3 separate regions of the Mus musculus genome follow, and all the other regions are linked to region 1. A link is a loop called in an ENCODE intact Hi-C map of the cell type or tissue named here. Cell type or tissue: heart. All regions are shown on one strand.

The links. A loop is a pair of places that touch in the nucleus more often than their neighbours do. Peaks named below come from ENCODE experiments on the same cell type or tissue, not always from the same donor. Only the 100,000 strongest peaks of a DNase experiment are listed, where the experiment ranks them.
Region 2: a loop joins it to region 1, with 3 times the contacts of the local background. A loop is called at or near these places in 7 of 42 quality-filtered maps.
Region 3: a loop joins it to region 1, with 7 times the contacts of the local background. A loop is called at or near these places in 16 of 42 quality-filtered maps.

Annotation. Positions count from the first base shown.
Region 1 is chr3:129,201,828-129,209,827 of GRCm38, forward strand. It overlaps Pitx2 (paired-like homeodomain transcription factor 2), which reads left to right. Exons shown (of 5, transcript NM_011098.4): 2 at 2,110-2,165; 3 at 2,613-2,750. The coding sequence starts at 2,120. Among named protein-coding and RNA genes, the nearest start is that of Pitx2, 6.0 kb to the left of the region's middle. In heart, a CTCF peak has its summit at 3,075; a DNase peak (open chromatin) is centred at 3,054; H3K4me3 peaks cover 3,109 bases; H3K27ac peaks cover 546 bases; H3K27me3 peaks cover 7,269 bases.
Region 2 is chr3:128,460,031-128,468,030 of GRCm38, forward strand. No RefSeq gene overlaps it. Among named protein-coding and RNA genes, the nearest start is that of Gm52639, 90 kb to the left of the region's middle. In heart, no CTCF peak of the experiment used is centred here; no DNase peak of the experiment used is centred here.
Region 3 is chr3:127,630,978-127,638,977 of GRCm38, forward strand. It overlaps Neurog2 (neurogenin 2), which reads left to right and starts at 2,159. Exons shown (of 2, transcript NM_009718.3): 1 at 2,159-2,480; 2 at 2,751-4,654. The coding sequence starts at 2,752. The coding sequence ends at 3,543. In heart, no CTCF peak of the experiment used is centred here; a DNase peak (open chromatin) is centred at 3,404; H3K4me3 peaks cover 2,767 bases; H3K27me3 peaks cover 7,070 bases.

The DNA.
Region 1 (8,000 bases):
CAACCAGGATGGGAACTTTTGGCATGAGAATAACTTCTAATCAGGAAACGTCTCCTATCTAAAATGTTGAGATTAGCCATCAAAACCAGTGTTGTAATCTGGCAGTGAAATTTGTCTGTCACACGTTAGCCACCTTGATAGGACAAGTTTAAGTATCATCAGATAAGACTTGAAGGTCTCTCTTTAAAGAAAAAAATCTTCCTCAGTTAGTTAGACTGGACCCATTTATTAGGCCTGGTCGTTCTATGGAGCATAAAGTCTCAGGATTCACATTACTGCGAAATAAAATACATCTCAAAGTCACAAGGACGTGTAGCAAGGAGCTAAGGAACACGTCTTGATCTTTTCACTCCTTGGGCCGAAACCTACGGGGTCTTGAAGCGTTGCTTCTTACTGCTTTGATTGGTCTTCAGCACCAAAGCGTGGGGGGATGGGGGTGGGAGGAAATGTGTAGCAACTGACTTTACAGGTCAGGTCTTTCTCTTCTGTATATTTCAGTCCTTGAAAATAAATAAATAAATAAAACTATTTGCAGTAGCCATCTGCAATGTTGGGGCTACCGGCTAATAATGCAGCCAGTTCAGACATATAAAAAAAAAAAAGATTATCGAAATGATGATGCCATGCAAATTTCCCCCGAAATTATCATAAGTAAACATTTGGAGTCTGGACTAATAAAATCCCATCTGTGTTACTTCATATCGAGTTAGTAGAAAGCTGTGATAATGAATTTTGTAATATCTCCCGAACAGACATCTCAATCAGACACTAATCCTGTGATTTTACTGCAGAATCGCTAAATCTGGAGCCGCCAAACTGCTACTTCTGGGCCCACGGGTCCACAAGGATCGGCAGAATCCCTACCCGGGTCTCATTAGCTGGGGGAGGGGGGACCTGCTTGTGGCTCCCCAGTCTTGGATCCCCAGGCCACCACACCAGGCGGCCCCTCCTCCAGGCAGCACGACCTTGGCCAGAGTCCCCTGGAGCTTGGATTGCTCCAGAAGAGACTGAGGAGCGCGTGAAAATGCTCCTGAGGCCAAAACTCGGCCCACTGGCCTGGCAATGCCCGCTCTCACCTCCAGCCCTGGTCTCTAAGAGAAAAGGATCCTCCGATCGCAGGCATACCCTGTTAGCAAGAGTCAGGAGCCAAGATTCAGGGGGCCTGAGAATCCCTTCTTCCCTTTCTTGTCTTGAAAGCAACCATTCCATCTAGCCCTCCGCCACCCACCTCTCCCGGTTTGCCTGTGGCAAAGAAAAGGGGCCGCGTCAAAAGCTTGGCTGTCTGAGTTGCGGTTGGAAATTTGAAAAGGATCTAGCTTGCCTGGGACGGCAAAGGCCGAAACTGGAGGAGCAGCCTCCTCGGTGCTGTTTGGGCTTGGCGGCCCCTCCAGAAACGCTTGCCCGGGTCTCCTGTCTCGCTCCAGCCCGTCGTGTAACTCGGCTCTACGATCTTAAATCATACTTTAGGGTAAATAAATGGCTGGATGAGTATCTCCAGGGAAAAGTATGGCTAAATATGGAAACGCGGCTCCTGGTGGATGAGCGGCCCTAACTCAGCTCGCTCCTGGAGCACCCTTGGCCGAGAGTTCCCTCCCTTTCAGAATAACAGAAAAGCGGAGGGAAAGTTGCTTTGTGCGACCCGGCATGCTGTTTCTGGCCTTCTGCAAATGTTTGCTGAGCTCAAATTGACTGACACCGTATTGAATGGCGATCTTTCCAAAGAGAAGTCCATTCTCTCCACCCCCAAATCGTGTATCAGCTTAAGGTGGCTCCTCGGCCTAGGCGCCCTTGAACGTAGTCCCCGCAGCTTCTCCAGAAGCTTGTGGGTTCACTGGCCTCCTAACCTCTGGGCCCTTTCCCCTTCAACTGGGGACTTAATTCCTCCAGGTAAACATCTCGGTGGGAGTCCTGGATTTAGAGCCCGGAAGACGTTGCTGGACTCCGTGGGGCTCTCCGGCCCGAGAGGCGTGCCTGAATCCCCCAGCACCTAGCAGCACACTTCACACCTAGAGTCGATCCTGACCTCCGCGCAAGTAGCTAGCTGCCTTTGAGCCTCCAACTCCCTACAGCTGCCACTTCTCAAAGTCCCACTTCTCTTCTGTTTTGCAGATAACCGGGAATGGAGACCAATTGTCGCAAACTAGTGTCGGCCTGCGTGCAATTAGGTAAGAAGCTCACTTCTCCTGCCCGGGTCCCTAGAAGGGAGTCAGGCTGCGTCTTGAGAGAGAGGAGAAGGCTCCGGCTCGACAGCGAGGCCCCCAGCAACTGGAACTTTCTCCAGGGGGGGGTTAGGCGAAAAGGAAATCAAACTAGTACAGCCGTGGCCTTGCCCTTTCGGGGAGGTTTGGGCTCAGGCGAACTAGCAAGGACTGCTCTGACACTCCTCTAAGCTTCCCGTCGGGTGGCCCAGGGACAGATCACTGCCCTCACTGGGTTGCCAAGGGGCCGGAGGGCTGGGAGTGTGGTCTGTCCTTCCTCTAACGGGCTCTTTGCTCTCTGTCCCTCTTCCCCCTCCGTCCCGCCTCGCCCCCTAACCCTGGTCCGGGGCTCCTTCCCTCCGCCCTTTGGCATCCGCTGCCACCGCACGTGGGGCGGGCGCACTAACGGCCCAGGCGTGCAGCCGGCAGCCGTTGAATGTCTCTTCTCCAAAGACTCCGAAATCAAAAAGGTCGAGTTCACGGACTCTCCCAAGAGCCGGAAAGAGTCGGCCAGCAGCAAGCTGTTCCCGCGGCAGCACCCCGGCGCCAATGGTAAGGGGGGAGGGAAGCGCAGGCCGCGCGCCGGGCTCCTGCCTCCGGGACTCCGGGCTGCCGGTGAAGCACGGGCGGGCGAAGCTGCCAAAGCCGGTGTCCCCTGCTGCAGAACTTAGACTATTGGCCTCTGGGTAGAGCGCGAAGCAGCCGTCCCAGGGACTTTAATTCCTTTCCACAAATTATACTGCACTCCTGAGACCCAACACCTCTCCCTTTTCTCTCTCCCTGTGGTCTGATCCCCTGCGCACGCCCCAGCCTACTACGGCCGCTGCTTCTGGTGTGCAAAGTGGTCCAACAGCGACCTCTGTCGCTCTCCTGGTCCCACTGCACGTTGCACCATCAGGGCCCACCCGGTCCCTGAAGCTCACAGCCAAGCCTCGCCCAGGCGGCTGGGTGCAGTTTATCGCGCCAGGCGAACGCTGGAAAGTCGTGCTGAAGGCTCGCTTTGAAGGGTCTGGGTTTGGACCACAGCCCTAAAGAGCAGGAGACAGAACGATGCACAGCACATGAGGGCCGCAGCGATTGGGTGCTCCTGTTGAAGAGCCCCTGCTGCTGTGTTAGCTGTTAGGCCTTGGGCTTGAATAATGTAGTTTCTTCGTTGTTTGATTTCACCCTAGACCAGTCCATAGGCTTGTGCAAAAGGTGAAAATGTCTCTCACGCACAGCAAAGGCCCTGGAGAAATACAAACTCATCCTTAGATAATGTATGTGTGTGTATAAGAGATGGAGGGGCCTTCATTTGGAATAGGTGTAGAATTCTAATTTACATATTTTTTTCTAGTCTCCGGGTTTTCCCAGCTTCAAAATAAGTAAGTGCCGGACCTTAGGAGGTTGTTGACCTTTGATTGTGTGAGGAGATAAAACTCCCCACAGCCCTCGACCCCAACCCCTACACAAATATAATATTGCCAGAGGGGGTAATTTGGAACTGCAGTCAAGTAAATAAAAAGTATTACTAAGGAAAAAAAGACTTTCTGCGGGTATCTGAGCAGAAAGCAGCATTTGTTGAATCAAAAACGCTTAAAGCAACCTGCAGCTTTCCCATCCTGAGTCCTCCTGCTGGGTCAGTTAAATGCTCACTTGTCCGGGATTAACCCCAAGGGGTTAAATGGGGGCAATGCAGAGATAATGTCGGTTGATTTCTGTCATTAAGATTGTGTTAAATTCTTCTTCTGTTTGATAATCGGTCGTAAAAATAAATTATTAGACCGGAGAATGTTTGGGATATGGTTAAAAATCAAGAGTAGCGATGAATCCCAGGGAGAAGGCTTTGTGCAAGCCCGGCCTAGGCCCAGGGGTGGGGGTGGGGGGGCAGCCGCCGCCCAGCGGAGGGCAAGTTACATCCTGTGGCTTGTGACCCTAGAACTCGACCCCACCTCTAACCCTGATTTCGTTGACCCAAAGAATTGTTTCTGAGGCTAGGTGGCCTGCTTTGGGGCTAATAGACGCAGACCCCGTCAAGGAGTCTGCAGTGGGATGATGTCCTTGTAGGTAGGCAGGATGTGTCTGAGAGCCTACAGAGTTTAGTCCCCGCTGTCAAGTGTCCTGGCATTCGCTTTTAATAATAGGAGAAAGAAAGGAAAAAGAAAATGGTGGGGAGAGAGAGAGAGCGAATATGAATATGAATATGAATATGAAGAATTGTGGCGTTTACTTGAAGGACGGATTATTTTAAAGAGTGTATGAAAGGTTCTCCCCCTATATTGCCAAAAATGTCTGTTTTTCTATCTTTTGGACTTAAGTTTTAAAAAGCTGTCCAAATGTGTTTAATAGCATTCATTTTAAAAAGGCATGTAGTGGGACAAGATACTGAAAACCTTGGGTTTTAGCTGGTTTGTGGTGTGTGTGTGTGTGTGTGTGTGTGTGTGTGTGTGTGTGTACTGATAAATCAAAATGATGATGATGACGATGATGATGATGATGACGATGATGATAACAATAATAATAATAATAATAATAATAATAATAATAATAATAATAATAATATGCACCAGTAAGGTAAAACCTCTAATCACTGCGGGAAGATCACCAGAGTTAAGTACCTTTTGGAGATTACAGAAAATAATTTATAGACTATACAAACTTCTGACTTGAATTTAGTTTTTGTACTTTTAAGGTTTCCTATACTTTAAAAAATGCATGTTTTTAAATATCATGTAGTGAAAAAGATGAAGCCAGTACACTCCCGTGACGGCGCCCACCTCTTCTTCCTCAAATAGCCTCAGATGCAGACTCTCTAAGGGAGACTCCCCAGATCCGTATTCGGGCTAAGGCGGGCTCCATATACCACCACTAAGCTCAAAACTTGAAACTGGAGGCAGTGTAGGGGCTGAGAGAGTTAATCGAGCCTCCAGGCCTGGCACTTGGAGGGAGGCATTTTGGCCAGTCCTATAGAAAGGAGCAAAGTCCAGCTAAAGACTTCACGTATGGCTACGTTTTTAGGAACTCTCAAATGGTCTTGACCTTCAGGAAGAGAAGAGAGTGCAGAATGTTTGGGCGCCGTTGCTATAGAGTAGGGCATAAAGCCCACAGCACTGCCGGGCTTGGCCTCAAAGTCTGTCCGGTTTGCCCTGCGACAGGCGCCCAGTACTTCGCCCGCTTTCCCTACCCCCAGCCATGCCATTAATTTTTAAAAAGCTTTGAGAGACTGGCTGGGCTGAAAGTATTCTGATTGCCCCAAGTCCTAGATTTTCCCCGCCTCAGAAGAAAACTCCTAGGTCCCTCCCGACACTCTGGGTCCCTAAACATCCCTTCTCCCTCGGGGGTTGGGGGTCGCAGCTTAATCGCCTTCGGAGAACGCGAGTAAACTCTGGCCCTCGCTAAGGCCCTGTTTTCCTCTTGGGCTCCCATTCACTTAATCAGCAAATGTTGGCGAAACTCGAACGATGTGAACTCCTATTCTACCCACAAAAGCAAAACGATCTGGTTTCCATTATGAAGCCGCTTAAAGCGGAGGCCTTCTAACATTCAAACCTTCTGGAGCAAAAGGCAAAATGGTGGTGTCTGGAGGAGGGATCTGAGCCCTGAGGAAGAAGGTTGTGGGGGAAAGTGGAGCGATCTTGGATGTAACTGGAAGGCAAGGTGCAGGTGCTAGCTGGAGGAGATCTGAAGCTTGCAAAGGCAAAGAGACAGGAGAACTGGGTGGTGACAGTTATCTATTTTCTTTTCCCCACTGGACACCACCTCCGCCATTAAACCTGCAGTTTTCTTGGCAGAAGCCTCCTCTCTTCCTGTGGTTTCCAACCACCCCCACCCCAGTGGGAAATTGTACCAGATGTCCAGGTAGTCAGTCCCTGAAGGTCGGTGGCAAGCATTCTTTGCAGGTGGCGACTCTCCCAACCCGTTCCATTCTCACTCAAAGTTTCTTTAGGCTGCTTAGGCGGTTACTCCGCACAGACTGCTGTTAATATATGCAGCAGTTGTTAGAGCGACTCCGGGGAAAAGGAAATGTATAACGAAAGCTTATTCGTGAGCAGGAATATACTAATGGAACAATCTGATGTCTTCTTAATCCTATGTAAAAAGCTTTGTCGTCTTCCTAATATTGACTGAATGGGTAATTAATGGCTCTTCATCTAGGCGAATACCCTGTAATCCAAGATAGGCAAAAGACAACAGCCCAAGTTAGAAGACAAAAGGCACGGCTGCAGCCACACAACCCTCCCCAGGGACTCCCACTGGGAAAGTTTCTTCCCCTGGGAAAGAAAGAAGGGGTGGGGGACAAGCCCCATCCTTCCTGGGCTTCACTAACCATAGAACTTGACCATGGATGGGTTCCGTGCTCCAAAACGCAGCTTTTCTCTCTCCAACTCTTCTCTTTTTCTTCTTAACTTCTTTAAGATCTCCCCATCTCAAAGCCATCTAAGAATCCACACACACACACACAAAAGGTCCCTTAAAAGCCTCAACACTGGTCAAGGCCTCTTTTGGCTCCAGGACACTCCCTTCTTTTACAAACCTGGCTTAGAGTCCGTCAGGACTAAAGCATCGGAGGTAAAGGGAAGAAAAGCCTGGATCTGAGCAAAGGCACGCGCGCACACGTACATGCACACGCACGTGCACACACACACAAGTGTGTCTGTGTGCTGAAGAACCATTAGGAGTGATGGAGTCAACGTCTTTGTGAGAGCCTGACATGGAGTGCCCAAGATTCTCCCAACGTGTTTTGAACAGGCTGACATTTTAATTTAAACCTTTAGAGTAATACATTACTAAGGTTACTACAATGAGGTGGGCTCCTTTTTTTTTTTTTTTTTGTCAGCTGACAGCTTTTAAAATATTATTTCGCTAGGGAAATAAAAGCTTCATCTCAGATTATAGGTGGGTATTTTTGGATTTATGTGATTTATGGTCACCATGGCAACTAATGCCGAATGTTAGCTACCAGCATGTCTGGGAAAGAAAGAAAGGAGAATGGGAGAAATAGGAAAAGGAGGTGAACATGAGTTGGAGAGAGGGGATTGATTTAATCCAATTATTTTTTTAAGTGACTTCAGTTAGCCCCTGCACCTCCTCCTCTCCAAACCTGGATACCTGAATTTATTTTCATTTTCATTCTCTTCCTGTTGGGGCTGTTCTCAGCTTTCCTCTCCTCTCCTGAATCTATCTATCTCTCTCTCTCTCTCTCTCTCTCTCTCTCTCTCTCTCTCTCTCTCTCTCTCTCTCTCTCTTTCTTTGCCCCTCTTTTCTCCATACCGCAAAGTCACATTTAACTACACCAATCTCACAGGTCAGTGAATTGATGATCTCCAGAAACAAGTGTGTGTCTAATAAACCTGCCCTGCTCAGGTGCAAATACAGGAGGGGCACTGGCTGCTCTTAGGTTAGTAGGTGTTAACACCAGCCTCCCTGCCCATCACTGAGCAGTGGGGGGTACCTCCCACTGGCACCCTCACAACTCCTTTGACTGTCAGAGTTGAGCTTTTCCACAGGGGCTCTGGCAAGGGCAGAGAAACACAGCTCTGTTTTTATGGGGCTGCAGTGGATGAGTGTCAGTTAATCTCTGACCTTCGGAAACCCAACAGAATCGTTAACAAGCCCAACCATTTTTGTTTTGTTTTGTTTTGTCTTTTGTTTTCATTTACGGAACAAGCAAAATCATCCACAGGGAAGCTTTTTATTTGGGAGGGAGGTCACTCTTGTGAGTGGGAGGGGAAGGTCAAGCCTGGTTTGTGTCCAAACAGTTGAAAGAGGGGATAAGAGGCCACTTCTTTGGGTATGGTGCCAGGTCTCCTCTTCCACCAACAC
Region 2 (8,000 bases), 740 kb before region 1:
GCAATTTAAGTTCAATTTATATATTGAAATAAAATTTAAAATCATACTGCCTAGAATATATGAGTGTTGTTATTCAAAATAAAAGGAAACAGTAAAAAAAATATTTAAAAATGTACATAAATTTGACATACTCCCAATGCTCCACTGATATTCTCAAACTAGAAAGTGTTAAAGATGCTCTAGTGCATAAGCTGGATATCTGTGATAAAGTAAATGGTGGAACCATTGTCCAGTATGGACCACCGTGTCTTTACAATGTTTGGGGAGCTTTGGATCTTATTCATGTGGTTTCAGACAGCATCTGGCTGTAAGTAAATTCCAACAACCTCACTGTCTTGATTAATATGAGATTCTTGGCAGTTTGGTTATTGCCGGAAGAACTAAACTGAGTTGGGGAACAGGGAAGAGGACTGGCTGAAAGGAAGAGTATAGGTGGGGAAGATGGAGGAACCACCAGTTATTGCTAGACAGAGGGAGAACCTGGTGAAACTATCACCTTTCTGTTCTTGATGTCATCATTTTTAACACTGCTATCATGATGAATCACTCACAGTTTGTAAGTTTTAGCATGTGTGTGTGTGTGTGTACATGCATTGATGCCATAGAACCCATTAGAAGTCTCAGGACAACTTGTAGAAGCCAATTCTTTTGTTCGTTTGTTTGTTTGTTTTTGTTTTTTTTATTAGATATTTTCTTTATTTACATTTCAAATGCTATCCTGAAAGTTCCCCATAACCTCCCCCTGCCCTGCTCCCCTACCTACCCACTCCTACTTCTTGGCCCTGGCATTCCCCTGTACTGGGACATATAAAGATTGCAAGACCAAGGGGCCTCTCTTCCCAATGATGGCCGAATAGGCCATCTTCTGCTACATATGCAGCTAGAGACACGAGCTCTGGGGGTACTGGTTAGTTCATATTGTTGTTCCACCTATAGGGTTGCAGACTCCTTCAGCTCCTTGGGTACTTTCTCTAACTCCTCCATTGGAGGCCTTGCGTTCCATCCTATAGATGACTGTGAGCATCCACTTCTGCAAAATAAAGGAAAATGAAGAAGAAAGACCAAAGTGTGGATACTTCATTCCTCCTTAGAATAGGGAACAAAGCACCCATGGAAGGAGTTACAGAGACAAAGTTTGGAGCTAAGATGAAAGGATGGATCATCCAGAGACTACCCCACCCGGGGATCCATCCCATAATCAGCCACCAAACCCAGACACTATTGCATATGCCAGCAAGATTTTGCTGAAGGGACCCTGGTATAGCTGTCTCATGTGAGGTAGAAGTCAATTCTTTCTCGCATGTGGGTTATGGAGATTGATCCTGATCATTAGCTTTGGCAGCAAGTGTCTTTCCCCACTGAACGCCTGCATTGACAATTATAGCCCAACTTGCCTACTCGCTGTTGTAGAATTCCTCTGTGCTTTAAAGCCACACATTTACACCTGTACAGCATTCAGCACTGTAAGTTCGGGGGATAGAATATTTGCTCTGCTTACTTTCATTTCTCTACTTCCATAGCCTCTATATGCAGATCCCATTCTCAGTCCACAGAAGTAGTAGATGAGGGTGGGGAGAGTTATCTCATAGTTCTAGAGATCTATTATTAAAGAACTGTATTACAAGCCACACCATGTTGTGCAAATGTGAACGAGATGGAGATTAGTGTTCTCCCTGAGGATGCTCCCCATGTTGTCTAGAACTTAGATGTTTTAAGAGAGATCCAAGCCAAAAACTGATTGGAGTCTTTGGGACCAGAACCAAGGATAGGTGAAGGGCTCTTTTGTGAGCCTGACTTGTTGTTTGTTTCCTAGGCCATCAGTATTTATATTTGAATCATGGTTAGCAATGACAGCAAGATATCTACTGCAGGAGATACTGTGGAAGAAAACCCCTGAGATGTCACAGTTGAAGCCTCCTTACAGCACCCCTCAAAGTCTCTTATGCATGCCTTTTGAGTTACAAGTGGTTCACTTCTTTTCATTTAAGGAAAATTTATTGCAAATTCTAGCATTCTTGTCAGAACACCTAAAAAGAAGAATGTGGACCAGTGTGGTTTTGGCACACCAATTTAAGATTTCAAAGATCTTACTTTGTAAGCAGCTAGAATGAGGTTAGGGCAGAAGAGCTATAACTTTTGAAGAGAAATCAACAACTACATTGACTATGAAGAAATTCTCATGATTTTTTCCGTTGGAGTTATTTTTATGTTCTATTTTCAGACTGAAAGCCTTTCTCTCATTTCTCTACACCATTCAACATTTCTTTCTAATGCTTTAACTCACACAGTTGACACCCTCTGGATCCTTGCCACTGTGATTATCCCCCAAACAGCCAATGAGCTGAATATCTTAGAGCATCCATCTTACTTTGTGCTATGGCTTGGATGCCCTTCTAGAGAAATATGTTTCAAGCTCCAGTTTCCCAGCTGGTGGTGATATATTGTCAGGCTGTGGAAACTTTAGGCAATAGGGCACAGGTGGAAGTGGGTTGTTAGATACATGCTGAAGAAGATGATAGCACAGACCTGGGTTCTGATGTTCTTTGTGCCTCTTGGTTCTTCACCCTAGGCACCATCTCCACCTCATTCTCATACTACCATGAATGAGCAGCTTGGTCATGACCTGGAGGATACAAAGAATGAGCTCTTTGAAACTGTTTGTCAAAACAAGCCTTTTTTCCGATAAGTGGTTTCTGCCCATAGTTACTACTACATTCTACTTCCATGGTTGTCTGTATCTTTGTGGCTTCTCTGTTTTCTCGTTGCAGCACAGTAACAAGCAACAGAGGATTCCTTCTTGAAACAACTCTGATTTACATTTAGCACCTCTACGTTGTCTAATTAGCACTGTTATAGCACAAACCTATCTTTCTTTCTTTGTCCACAACCTCATTATTTTTGTCAAGTCACGGTATTTTAGATCTTAGAGAAGACAATTCTCCCCTACTCTTAGCTTCTAGATTGATAAGAAGGTGAGCTATATATTTGCATTATTTCATTTCATTTTTAAAACTTTTACTTATCTATCTATCTATCTATTTACTTATTTTGGTTTACACTCCAGATTTTATCTCCCTCCCAATCCACCCTCTGACGGTTCCTCATCCCATACCTCCTCCCCCACCCCTTCATCTCCATGAGGATGTCCCCCCAACCCACCCCTGCCCTAGCAGACCTCCCCTTCCCTGGGGACTCCAGCCTCTTGAGGGTTAGATGAATCTTCTCTGACTGAGTGCAGACCCAGCAAGTCCTCTGTTGTATATGTGTTGGGGACCTCATATCAGCCAGTGTATGCTGCCTGGTTGGTGGCTCAGTATCTGAGAGATCTTGGGGGTCCAGGTTGAGACTACTGGTCCTCCTACAGGGTTGCTCTCCTCCTCAGCCTCTTCCAGCTTTCCCCTAATTCGACCACAGGGGTCAGTAGCTTCTGTCCATTGGTTGAGTGTAAATATCTGCATCTGATTATATAAGCTGCTTGTTGGGTCAATCTTTCAAAGTGCAGTTATGATAGGCCCCATTGTGTGAGCGCTCCATAACCTCAGTAATAGTGTCAGGTCTCAGGGCCTCCCCTTGAGCTGTATCTCACTTTGGGTCTGTTGCTGGACTTCCTTTTCCTCAGGCTCTTCTCCATTTTTGCCTCTGCAGTTCTTTCAGACAGGAACAATTATGGGTCTGAGTTTTAACTGGGATGCTACCCCCTCCCTCACTTGATGACCTGTCTTCCTGCTGGAGGTGGGCTCTACAAGTTCCCTCTCCCCACTGTTGGGCATTTCATCTAAGATCCCTCTCTTTGAGTCCTGAGAGTCTCTCACCTCCCAGGTCTCTGACACATTCTGGAGGGTCCCCCCACCCCCGCATCCTACCTTCTATTGTTGCCTGTTTCCATTCTTCTGGCCCTTTGGACTTCAGTCCTTTTTCCCCAACCAATACCTGATCATGTTCCCCTCTTCCTCTCCCTCTTCTCTTTCCTACCTTGGTCCCTCCTTCCCTTCCCATATAGGTGTGGTCAGTGAGCATCTCTGACTTCTAGACAATGAAGCCTATAATCTTCATGACATGATGGCAACATGTTGACTAAATGTTAAACTCTTCATTAGAGTGCAGATGATATGACATCCAATTCTAACATGTTAGAGCCTTAGCAGAAAACTTTCAGAGACTCCTCTGTGTGATTCATTAAATCAATATATCTTAAAGGCCAACAATATTGATTCTTCAAGGACTAAATAACTGAACTTTTTGCCTCAGGTACAATTAAGGATGAGAGTGTAACTATCAGGCTGAACTGGGATCTGGAGTAAGATATTAATTTTCTCTGCTACTTCTTTTACTTTCCAATCAGATGAAACTCAACATTGTAGCAATACAAATCCAGAGCACACTGATGTAAGAGCCCTAGTGGACAGTATAGACAATGCTCATGGGCTCTAACTCTACAGGGAAGTGAAAACACTTGGGCTGTAGCGTTTGGATGTTGACACTATTGAGGTCTAAATTAAAAGGCCAGGATCATAAATATTTTTGTCTTTAGTCACTAAGCATGAAACTATACATGCAAATATAAAAGCTCCAGACATTCAATATTTAACCTGCCTGCAATTATCTCTTAATGATTTTTTCCAAAAGTATCTTCCTGCCTTAAATTCCATGAGTTTTTAGAGGACCAACCTAGTCTCTGCCTAACAGTTTGCATTCCAAATTAACAGATAGCCAAACAATTCAAGTTCCAAATCATAAATAGAGTCACAGATGGACACATGGCCCCAAAATATCCAATAACATTGGAGGCAATAGCTTCTTCTAATGTGCTTGGCACTCTAAAGAAATTCAAAGTCAGAGGTTTTTGTTTGTTTGTTTGTTTGTTTGTTTTGTTTTGTTTTTCAGTAATTTACAGAAAGGTATGCTTGAAATCAATTCAGCAGAGGAAATCAAAATGGAGGAACTGATAGATGCAGAACCCCCAAGTACCAAGGCTGCTGCATAGAGTTCCTGATTGAGCCACACAGGAAGATGCTTCTGTAGGAACCTAATAACCCCAAGTTGAAGATGGCTCTGTAGTGGAACTGTGCTGGGATGGGGCATGTTTATAAGATAAAAGTTCTTTTCATTTCAGATTCTCACCCAGGACTCATGGGAAAATATTCTCTGTGCATTGAAAAGTAAAGAAATCAAAAGACTTACATATAAAGTTTGCATAGTGTGCATTTGAATTACGCTAAATTATTATACTAAGCTTATGACTAAAAATGTTCTCAAGCTTCCACATACATGGTTAAAATAGAAATTGTTAGAGTCACACCAAGGTATTTTATATTATTTGTGACTATTGTGAAGGGTGTTGTTTCACTAATTTCTTTCTCAGCCCATTTATCCTTTGTGTAGAGAAAGGCCATTGACTTGTTTGAGTTAATTTTATATCCAGCTACTTCACCAAAGCTGTTTATCAGGTTTAGGAGTTCTCTGGTGGAATTTTTAGGGTCACTTATATATACTATCTTATCATCTGCAAATAGTGATATTTTGACTTCTTCCTTTCCAATTTGTATCCCCTTGATCTCCTTTTGTTGTCTAATTGCTCTGGCTAGGACTTCAAGTACTATATTGAATAGGTAGGGAGAAAGTGGGCAGCCTTGTCTAGTCCTTGATTTTAGTGGGATTGCTTTGAGTTTCTCTCCATTTACTTTGAAGTTGGCTACTGGTTAGGTGTAGATTACTTTTATTATGTTTAGGTATGGGCCTTGAATTCCTGATCTTTCCAAGACTTTTTATCATGAATGGGTGTTGGATTTTGTCAAATGCCTTCTCAGCATCTAACGAGATGATCATGTGGTTTTGTCTTTGAGTTTGTTTATATAGTGAATTACGTTGATGGATTTCCATATATTAAACCATCCCTGCATCCCTGAGGTGAAGCCTACTTGGTCATGATGGATGATCATTTTGATGTGTTCTTGGATTCAGACATAGTACTACTGGAAGATCCAGCAATACCTCTCCTGGACATATACCCAGAAGATGTTCCAACTGGTAATAAGGACACATGCTCCACTATGTTCATAGCAGCCTTATTTATAATAGCCAGAAGTTGGAAAGAACCCAGATGTCCCTCAACAGAGGAATGGATACAGAAAATGTGGTACAATTACACAATGGAATACTACTCAGCTATTAAAAACAATGAATTTATGAAATTCTTGGGCAAATGGATGGACCTGGAGGGCATCATCCTGAGTGAGGTAACCCAATCACAAAAGAACTCACATGATATGTACTCACTGATAAGTGGATATTAGCCCAGAAACTTAGAATACCCAAAATACAAGATACAAAGCACATGAAACTCAAGAAGAATGAAGACCAAAGTGTAGATACTTCATTAGAGTGGATACTTTATTCCTCCTTAGAATAGGGAACAAAACACCCATGGAAGGAGTTACAGAGACAGAGTTTGGAGATAAGATGAAAGGATGGACCATCCAGAGACTACCCCACCCGGGGATCCATCCCATAATCACCAAACCCAGACACTATTGCATATGCCAGCAAGATTTTGCTGAAAGGACCCTGATATAGCTGTCTCAAGTGAGGCTATGCCAGTCCCTGGCAAATACAGAAGTGGATGCTCACAGGATGAAACACAGGGCCCCCAATGGAGGAGCTAGAGAAAGTACCCAAGGAGCTGAAGGGGTCTGCAACCCTATAGTTAGAACAACAATATGAACTAAATGTTCAACATCCTTAATCATCAGGGAAATGCAAATCAAAACAACCCTGAGATTCCACCTCACACCAGTCAGAATGGCTAAGATCAAAAATTCAGGTGACAGCAGATGCTGGCGAGGATGTGGAGAAAGAGGAACACTCCTCCATTGTTGGTGGGAGTGCAGGCTTGTACAACCACTCTGGAAATCAGTCTGGCGGTTCCTCAGAAAACTGGACATAGTACTACCGGAGGATCCAGCAATACCTCTCCTGGGCATATATCCAGAAGATGCCCCAACAGGTAAGAAGGACACATGCTCCACTATGTTCATAGCAGCCTTATTTATAATAGCCAGAAGCTGGAAAGAACCTAGATGCTCCTCAACAGAGGAATGGATACAGAAAATGTGGTACATCTACACAATGGAGTACTACTCAGCTATTAAAAAGAATGAATTTATGAAATTCCTAGCCAAATGGATGGACCTGGAGGGCATCATCCTGAGTGAGGTAACACATTCACAAAGAAACTCACACAATATGTATTCACTGATAAGTGGATATTAGCCCCAAACCTAGGATACCCAAGATATAAGATATAATTTGCTAAACACATGAAACTCAAGAAGAATGAAGACTGAAGTGTGGACACTATGCCCCTCCTTAGATTTGAGAACAAAACACCCATGGAAGGAGTTACAGAGACGAAGTTTGGAGCTGAGATGAAAGGATGGACCATGTAGAGACTGCCATATCCAGGGATCCACCCCATAATCAGCATCCAAACGCTGACACCATTGCATACACTAGCAAGATTTTATTGAAAGGACGCAGATGTAGCTGTCTCTTGTGAGACTATGCCGGGGCCCAGCAAACACAGAAGTGGATGCTCACAGTCAGCTAATGGATGGATCATAGGGCTCCCAATGGAGGAGCTAGAGAAAGTAGCCAAGGAGCTAAAGGGATCTGCAACCCTATAGGTGGAACAACATTATGAGCTAACCAGTACCCCGGAGCTCTTGACTCTAGCTGCATATATATCAAAAGATGGCCTAGTCGGCCATCACTGGAAAGAGAGGCCCATTGGACTTGCAAACTTTATATGCCCCAGTACAGGGGAATACCAGGGCCAAAAAGGGGGAGTGGGTGGGCAGGGGAGTGGGGGTGGGTGGATATGGGGGACTTTTGGTATAGCATTGGAAATGTAAATGAGTTAAATACCTAATAAAAAATGGAAAAAAAAAAGAAAATATCTAATTTAAAAAAAGAAATTGTACACTAGGAAAATAAAATTTTAG
Region 3 (8,000 bases), 1.6 Mb before region 1:
TGAACAAACACAAACTCCGCATCCACTCCCACATGTTCCTTAAATCCCCATCCGTTCAGCCAAGGCCAAACAGACCCTTAGTGGGGGTTTCTTTTAGGAAGAATTTGAAGGGTGGTTAAGTGTTTGGTCTCAATGCTAACTACGTAAGGTCGCGTGCACCTGCAACCATGTGGGCTGTCCGACAGCTCTCACTCCAAATATATATTTTTTGCCTTCCAGACTATTCGGCTTCTTGCGAGTTTCTAGACAGAGCTAGAGACTCAAAGGAAGAGTCTCTGAGAGGGCCGGATGGCGTGTGTTGAAGTCCAGTATCGTCTGTGCCTTCCCATTATTTCAGTCCTGTCTACAAGGGAAATTAAAGTGTTCCGAGAGGATCTAGCGGGAACTAGATGAAATAATGCTTTTACATTTAGGAAATGTGCTTTTTTTAAAGGGGGAAGAAATGAAAGTTTGACAGAAAATACTGGAGGTTGGGGTGCTGCAAAGATCCAGACTATTTCCCTGGATGCTAATTTTGCTTTTCTTCGGCTCCACGCTCTCCAAATCCTGCTCCGTAGCCCTCTAAGGGAACTAAACACACGCAAACCGTGCCAATGCGAACAGTGCTCTGGCTGAACTCTTCTCTGAGATTCAGCTCATTTTCAGTCCCAACGAACTAAGGAGCCAGAGACCTGCGGATAATCTCTTTCTCTGGCTCTGGTGGACTGCTAAAGCCCCTCCCAAGACTCTCCTTTCATCCTCGCAAAAAAGGACCCCGCGACCGGTCCCAGATGACACTCAGGACTCACTCACTTCTGGGACTCTGGTTCTGCGTCTAGTGGTAAAGGGGAGGGACAGACAGCAATTCAGAACAAGTTTCCTCTCAAGTCCAGCAGGGAGCTAGAGCTCCTTTCTATTTTTTTTCTCCCCATTGAAAAGGCAGAATTGGGAGGACAGGCCCTATGTCTCAACAACGCCCCCCAGAGCGGAGCAGAGGTCATACAAGTGTCAGAGTGATCCACTCGCTCCTAGGAGCAGTAGCACGCCTGCCTTTGCCACCCACACAGGAAGCCACCTTATAGTATCATCTGGCTCTAACCTGTTGTTGGTACCCATCCCCTTCCGCACCAGAAGCCCCCCAAATTACGTCAAGGCGTGAAGCCTCACTGTGTCTCAGGGAAAATGGGTGTGTCAAGTGAGTGCGTTTATTTTATTTTATTTTATTTTATTTTTTTTTAATGCTCATCAATTGCTCTCCGACCAATTTCCCCTTCTAGGGGACGTCTCTGTGAACTCCTAATGTTTCCCAAACAGTCATAGACACGTTTCTCTAGAACTCAGGCACACTCTCTCACAACGTGCCTCCTGTCTGGCACACGTACGTGACCCCTTCCTTTTCCTAATTAGACTAAGGTGTTTTAAAACCCGTTTTCTAGTTGATACGGCCCCAAAGAGGCTTTGCCGAGACATGGCCGGCAGCACCACCAGGCTGCCTTCTCCGGGATTCTGACTCTCACTAATTCAAGGCTCCGGTCGCCCGCCCGTGAGACCCCGGCTGAGACGGGCGGGACGCGTATGGAGGACTCGGGCGGGAGCAGTAGTCGGGGTGCCCCCCCCCCCCCCCGCCATGGGCCCCCAGCACTCGGGCCCCTAATGAGCTGCTGAAAGGGAGCGGGCTCCGGTGCGCGTGGCTCGCAGGCCTCCCGGAGTCCCGGGAACACTGATTGGCCAGCTGCGCCTCGCGACCTCCTTTCATTAATAAATTAGCGGCACGCTCCAGCCGAGCGCGAGCCACCAATCACAATAGACAGCGGCGGCGACAACAGCCGCAGCTTGAGCCACTGCCGCCGCCGCGGCTTCGGTAGCTTGGGCTGCAGCCTGGAGCGCCAACAGGAGCTTTAGAACCATTTTATGCTGATTAGATAAAGGGGGGACGGAGGGGCGGGGGTGATGGAGGAGGAGGATGGATGGCCAGGCCAGGGGAGGGGGAGAGGGACTAAAGAAAGGGAAAGAAATGAATGATGATAATACGATGAAAAGAATAAGCTGGGGAGGGAGAGCGGGGGACCAGGACAGGCGGAGGAGGAGAGGGCGGGGGAAGGGTAGGTGAGGAGGGGGCCCCGGGGCAGATCTGATTGTTTTCTTGGTGGTATATAAGGGGTTTTAAGGAGAGTCGTGTGCCAGACACGCAGCCACTGAACCACAAGCAGCTCGGCTTTAACTGGAGTGCCTTGGAGTCGCGTGCCAGCAGCCACACGGCCAGGGACTGACTGACAGACAACCACGCACGAGAACGACAACACACGAGACTCGGGCGAGCTGCCGCGGTCGTCCGGGCTCTTGGCAAAGTCGCCCAGCCGAGAGGCCCCCCCGCGGAGGTGCGCCTAGGAAGCGCCAAGCCCGCGGCGCGGAGGACACCGTGCTCGGTTCCGGGCTGCGGGGACATTCCCGGACACACACCGGAGCAGCAGCTGCGCCGCGACACATCTGGAGCCGCGTAGGTAAGTGTGCATGCCGCGGCTCTCCACTTCGCAGGCAGTGTCCCCACGCAGGCTCACGCCGCCCACGCTAACTCCATCGCTCTAGACGCAGTGACTTCTGTGACCGGCAGAAGGTGGCTCGAGCCCGGGGCGCTCCTCCCCAGCTCTGTCCTCGCCATCTTCGCGAATGCACATTGAGGGAGATGGAGGGGGGGGGGGCGGGGCGCGGCGCCAGCGACACTTTACCCTGTCCATTCTGGGAATAAATTTCATCTGCCTCTTCTTTCTCAGGATGTTCGTCAAATCTGAGACTCTGGAGTTGAAGGAGGAAGAGGAGGTACTGATGCTGCTGGGCTCGGCTTCCCCGGCCTCGGCGACCCTGACCCCGATGTCCTCCAGCGCGGACGAGGAGGAGGACGAGGAGCTGCGCCGGCCGGGCTCCGCGCGTGGGCAGCGTGGAGCGGAAGCCGGGCAGGGGGTGCAGGGCAGTCCGGCGTCGGGTGCCGGGGGTTGCCGGCCAGGGCGGCTGCTGGGCCTGATGCACGAGTGCAAGCGTCGCCCGTCGCGCTCACGGGCCGTCTCCCGAGGTGCCAAGACGGCGGAGACGGTGCAGCGCATCAAGAAGACCCGCAGGCTCAAGGCCAACAACCGCGAGCGCAACCGCATGCACAACCTAAACGCCGCGCTGGACGCGCTGCGCGAGGTGCTGCCCACCTTCCCCGAGGATGCCAAGCTCACGAAGATCGAGACGCTGCGCTTCGCCCACAATTACATCTGGGCGCTCACCGAGACTCTGCGCCTGGCGGACCACTGCGCCGGCGCCGGTGGCCTCCAGGGGGCGCTCTTCACGGAGGCGGTGCTCCTGAGCCCGGGAGCTGCGCTCGGCGCCAGCGGGGACAGCCCTTCTCCACCTTCCTCCTGGAGCTGCACCAACAGCCCGGCGTCATCCTCCAACTCCACGTCCCCATACAGCTGCACTTTATCGCCCGCTAGCCCCGGGTCAGACGTGGACTACTGGCAGCCCCCACCTCCGGAGAAGCATCGTTATGCGCCTCACCTGCCCCTCGCCAGGGACTGTATCTAGAGCTGCGGGTCTCCCTCTCTCGTCCTCTACCCGGCCCTCTTCCCATCCTTCTCCCGCCCCTCACCCTCCACGCCCCGGACTCCACTTCACAGAGCAGAGGTGGCCCTTGCAATCCCCTCGGCGGCTGGTGCATTCGGGGGTGGAGACCAGCTCTGGTTTATTGAAGATGTGAGGATTTATGGTCAAAGAGGACTATGGCGTGTGGGAGTGGGGGCTGGCGTGGGGAACCTCGTAAGACTGTAAAAGACACTGAGAAAAAGTACCATAACTAACGAGTGTGCAGAGCAGACTGACGCTCCTCCCCTCTCTCAGAGCTGCTGGAGGAGAACTCCGGGCAGGCAGTTCGTGTGAATCTCTCAGAGGGAATGCAACTGGTCCCTGTGATCTTTTCACCTTCGTTTCTACATAGAGATGTTAATGTCAGTCGAAAGAAATGTATTTTAGCATCTGAATGAATTTACTGGTAATAATATTATCCACACATTTGCAATGGCTGGCATCTGCTCTATTCCCATTGCTGTCTGCAGGCTGTGGGAATTTCACCTGTCAAACCAAACTTTCCCTCTCTGATGTGCACTTTGTTTTTTTCCCAGATTCGTCACAATGCCTATTGTCCCGCCCTTCTTTTTGCTTTTTTTCTCCATTTTGCCATCTGTCTCTTATGATTTATAAGGGGGAAAAACTTGTTTTGTTAGAGGGCCAGGTTAGAAGTCATTGTATAATTTGTAGGCTTTTGTAAGGGTTGAATGCAAGCGTGGAAATTTAGGCTGAATTCTCTATCAAAAGAAAAAATGTGAAGGAAAAAGGAAAAATCAGGAGGGAGGATTGCTTCATGCATTATTTATCTCGACCTTTTAGGGGAGAAGGAACTCCCCCATCCTTTCAAGAGATTAAAAATAAATCAACAGTCTGAAAACCTAAGCAGACACGGGGCATTGCCAGGATCAGCCACACACGTGTTTCCTTCTATTTATTTTGAAGAAAAATTTCATGGGAAAGTATGTATTTTTTTGTATATTCTACAGAGTTTATTCTAGTATGTATTTACATCCCGAAGAATAAGAAAATTGTTTTGTGATTAAGCTATAAATAAAGTATCTAATTTTCATAAGTTTGTATTGAGGTTTGGCTTTTGCGTTTGTTTCTGATGTGGCTGGCTTTTAATACAGAATGAGTTGTATTTTACTAAAGTTTTCACATATTGAATTGAGTATATTTGTATCTTGGGTCATGTTTGATGTGGAATTTCACTAAGAAATTACAAAATATGGGATCCTACTTGAAACACCAACCCTGAAATTGGAGTATGAAATCCATCACAAACCCACATTCTGTTTTTAAGAAATCACTTCTTAAAGGCAGGCAGATTTCCATGAGTTCAGGCTTAGTCTACAGAGTGAATTCCAGGCCAGCCAGGGTTACACAGTGAGACCTTGTATCTAAATAAATAAATTAACAACATACTGAGCTGGGGACAAGTTCAGTGGCAGAACTCTGGATGTTTAAATCAATAAATACATGCTGCCTGGGCAACGAAGAGCAAAAGTGGGGATCTTAAATAATAATTATGTCACAACAGACTCCAGTGTTCAGAAAAAGCTTTATTTTAATAGCAGGAGGTTGAGTAGGCTGTAGTGATGCACGCCTTTAATCCAGCACTTGGGAGGCAGAGGCAGGTGAATCTCTATGCTAGCCTGTACTACACAGTGAATTCCTGGACACAACCAGGGTTATGTAGAGAGACAGATGTTGCATATCTGTTAATTGAGAGAGGGAGAGAGAGAGAGAGAGAGAGAGAGAGAGAGAGAGAGAGAGAGAGAGAGAGAGAGAGAGAGAAAAGAAAGAAAGAAAGAAAGAAAGAAAGAAAGAAAGAAAGAAAGAAAGAAAGAAAGAAAGAAGGAAAGAAGTTTTTTGGTACAGTGTGCAAATCTGTTTTTGCAGTTAACTTCTTTTGGCTTCACCTTTCTTTTGCTGTTGTTTTGTTTTTTGAGGGAGTTTCTGTTCTAGCTGTCCTAAAATTCAATTTGTAGACCAGGCTGGCCTAGAAATCACAGAGAACTGCCTGATTCTGCCTCCTAAGTGCTGGGATTAAAGACCTGTGCCTCACCACCATGCCTGGTTCTCCTTTATGACCTTTTTTTAAAAACAATTTTTTAATTAGATATTTTCTTCATTTACATTTCAAATGCTATCCTGAAAGTCCTCTATACCCCCTCCCCGCCCTGCTCCCCAACCCACCCACCCCCGTTCTTGGCCCTGGGATTCCCCTCTACTGGGGCATATAATCTTTGCAAGACCAAGGGCCTCTCCTCCCAATGATGGCCGACTAGACCATCTTCTGCTACATACGCAGCTAGAGACACAAGCTCTGGGGGTACTGGTTAGCTCATATTGCTGCTCCTCCTATAGGGTTGCAGACCCCCTCAGTTCCTTGCATACTTTCTCTAGCTCCTCCACTGGCGGCCCTGTGTTTTTTATGACCATTTTTAAACTGAAGGAACTGTATATTGATCCCTCATAGAACATCTTTTTCTTTTTAGTTTATTATGGATGGTTGGTTTTGTATTAGGCACTTTAACAAGCTAGTTGGCTTCAAAGGTCAAAGTTCTAGAGAAAAGGAGACATTCAGAGTTAGTGTAAATTCAAATAATACCCAGAGAGAAATAGCTTTGCGTTCTATTCTTTGTTAAAGTTATTTGAAGAGGAGGCAAAATGGCTACGACTTACACCTCATCCTCCAAACACTTCAATGACCAAGCAAAAGTTGACCACATTCAAGAATTAAGCCCTAGATGAACAGATGCAAACAGAAAATCATTCAATTAAAAGAGTTAGCTGGCCAATGTATCTTCTTCCTATAAATGTCATATCTGTTTTTGCTTTGAGCTAAATGTTCCTTTGCATAGAGAAATTACGGCTTCTTTTGAGGTCTCTATCTGAAACTGTCCACACTCATAGGGATTTTTTGAGGTTTAATACCTTTACATGTTTTAAACATTTATTTTGTACATAGGATGTTGTGCCTGCATGTGTGTCTGTGTGCCACATGTGTGCAGTGCCAGAAGAGAGAGTTACCACCATGTAGTCGCAGGAAACTGAATCTACATCATCTGGGAGAGCAACCAGTGCTCTTAAAAGCCACCTCTCCAACTCCAGTGTTTAAAATCTTAATAACTACATTGTCTTCAATCAAAGGAAGATTCAACCCGAAGATTTTGCTTAGCTTTCATACTGGACAAAGGAGGGCCTGTTTGACCCACCTCCTTCTTGTGAGATGCTAGGAACTGAACCCGGTGTGTCCTGGATGTGAGGCAAGCTCTCTCCCAATGAGCTGCCTTTCCTGCTCAAAAGCAATTCCCCTCCTTTCTCTTTACAATGTGGTGATACATTATGGATACAAGGTGATATTTTTCTACTCATGTCTATGCTTTTAACAATCAAAAGTCTAAATTAGCAATCAGAGGACTGTTAGTGTAAAAGTTTGAAAACAAACCTGTCTGTCAGTTGATGATGGTTATAGCCATAAGCTTTCTCTGAAAACTGCCTGAGGAAATAGCAGTTGAGGGGGTCCCATAGCCAGGTGTCCTGAAGGTCTAGGCTCAGCCACTAAGGCTTGGAGTAATGTCAACAGCGGGTTGATGGGTTGATGACTCAACCCCAGGCATCCGGCAGTCTCACCTCTACAGTTTCTCCAGCCCCAGAGGTTTGCTCACTGCCTGGAGGTGCAAGCTTGCGGGTTGTCCACACACAAGCACCCTGTGCTACATGCCAGGCATTTTTTTGCTTAGCACCCCAGAACCCTCCTCTCACTCCTCTTCCCATGTAACCACAGATTATTATACACCAAATTTGGTGCTGTTGGTTTTGTTTGTTTGTTGGTTGGTGCTGTTGGTTTTGTGGTGTCTAATCATCTTCAGTCGTGAAAAATGCTGTCTCAGGCATCATGTGGTGATGGCTCAGAACAGATGGCTTGCTGAGTAGCAGGACCTGTGTTTGATCCCTAGCATCCAAGTTTTTAAAAGTCCTGTTGTAATCTCAGCACTGGAGAGACAGAAAACAGCAGATTCCAGGGCTTGCTTTACTGGCTGGCCAGCAAAGTCCAATCTGTGAGCTCAAGTTCCATCCTATTGTTTTTCTTTTGAGTATATATATATATATATATATATATATATATATATATATATATATATATATATATTCACACAGAACTAGCTCTGTAGATCAGGCTGGCCTGAACTCACAAAGATTCTCCTGTCTCTGCCTCCTGAGTGCTGAGATTAAATGTGTGTGCCACCACTGCCAGGCCTAGGAGATTATAATTTAATTACAACATATCTCCCTTCCTTTGCGCACCCCCCCCAAGCCCTCCCATATACCCCTCCCTGTTCTCCTCCAAATTCATGGCCTCTTAAAAAAAACTAATTGGTATTGCAAGCATGTGTGTATATTTAATACAC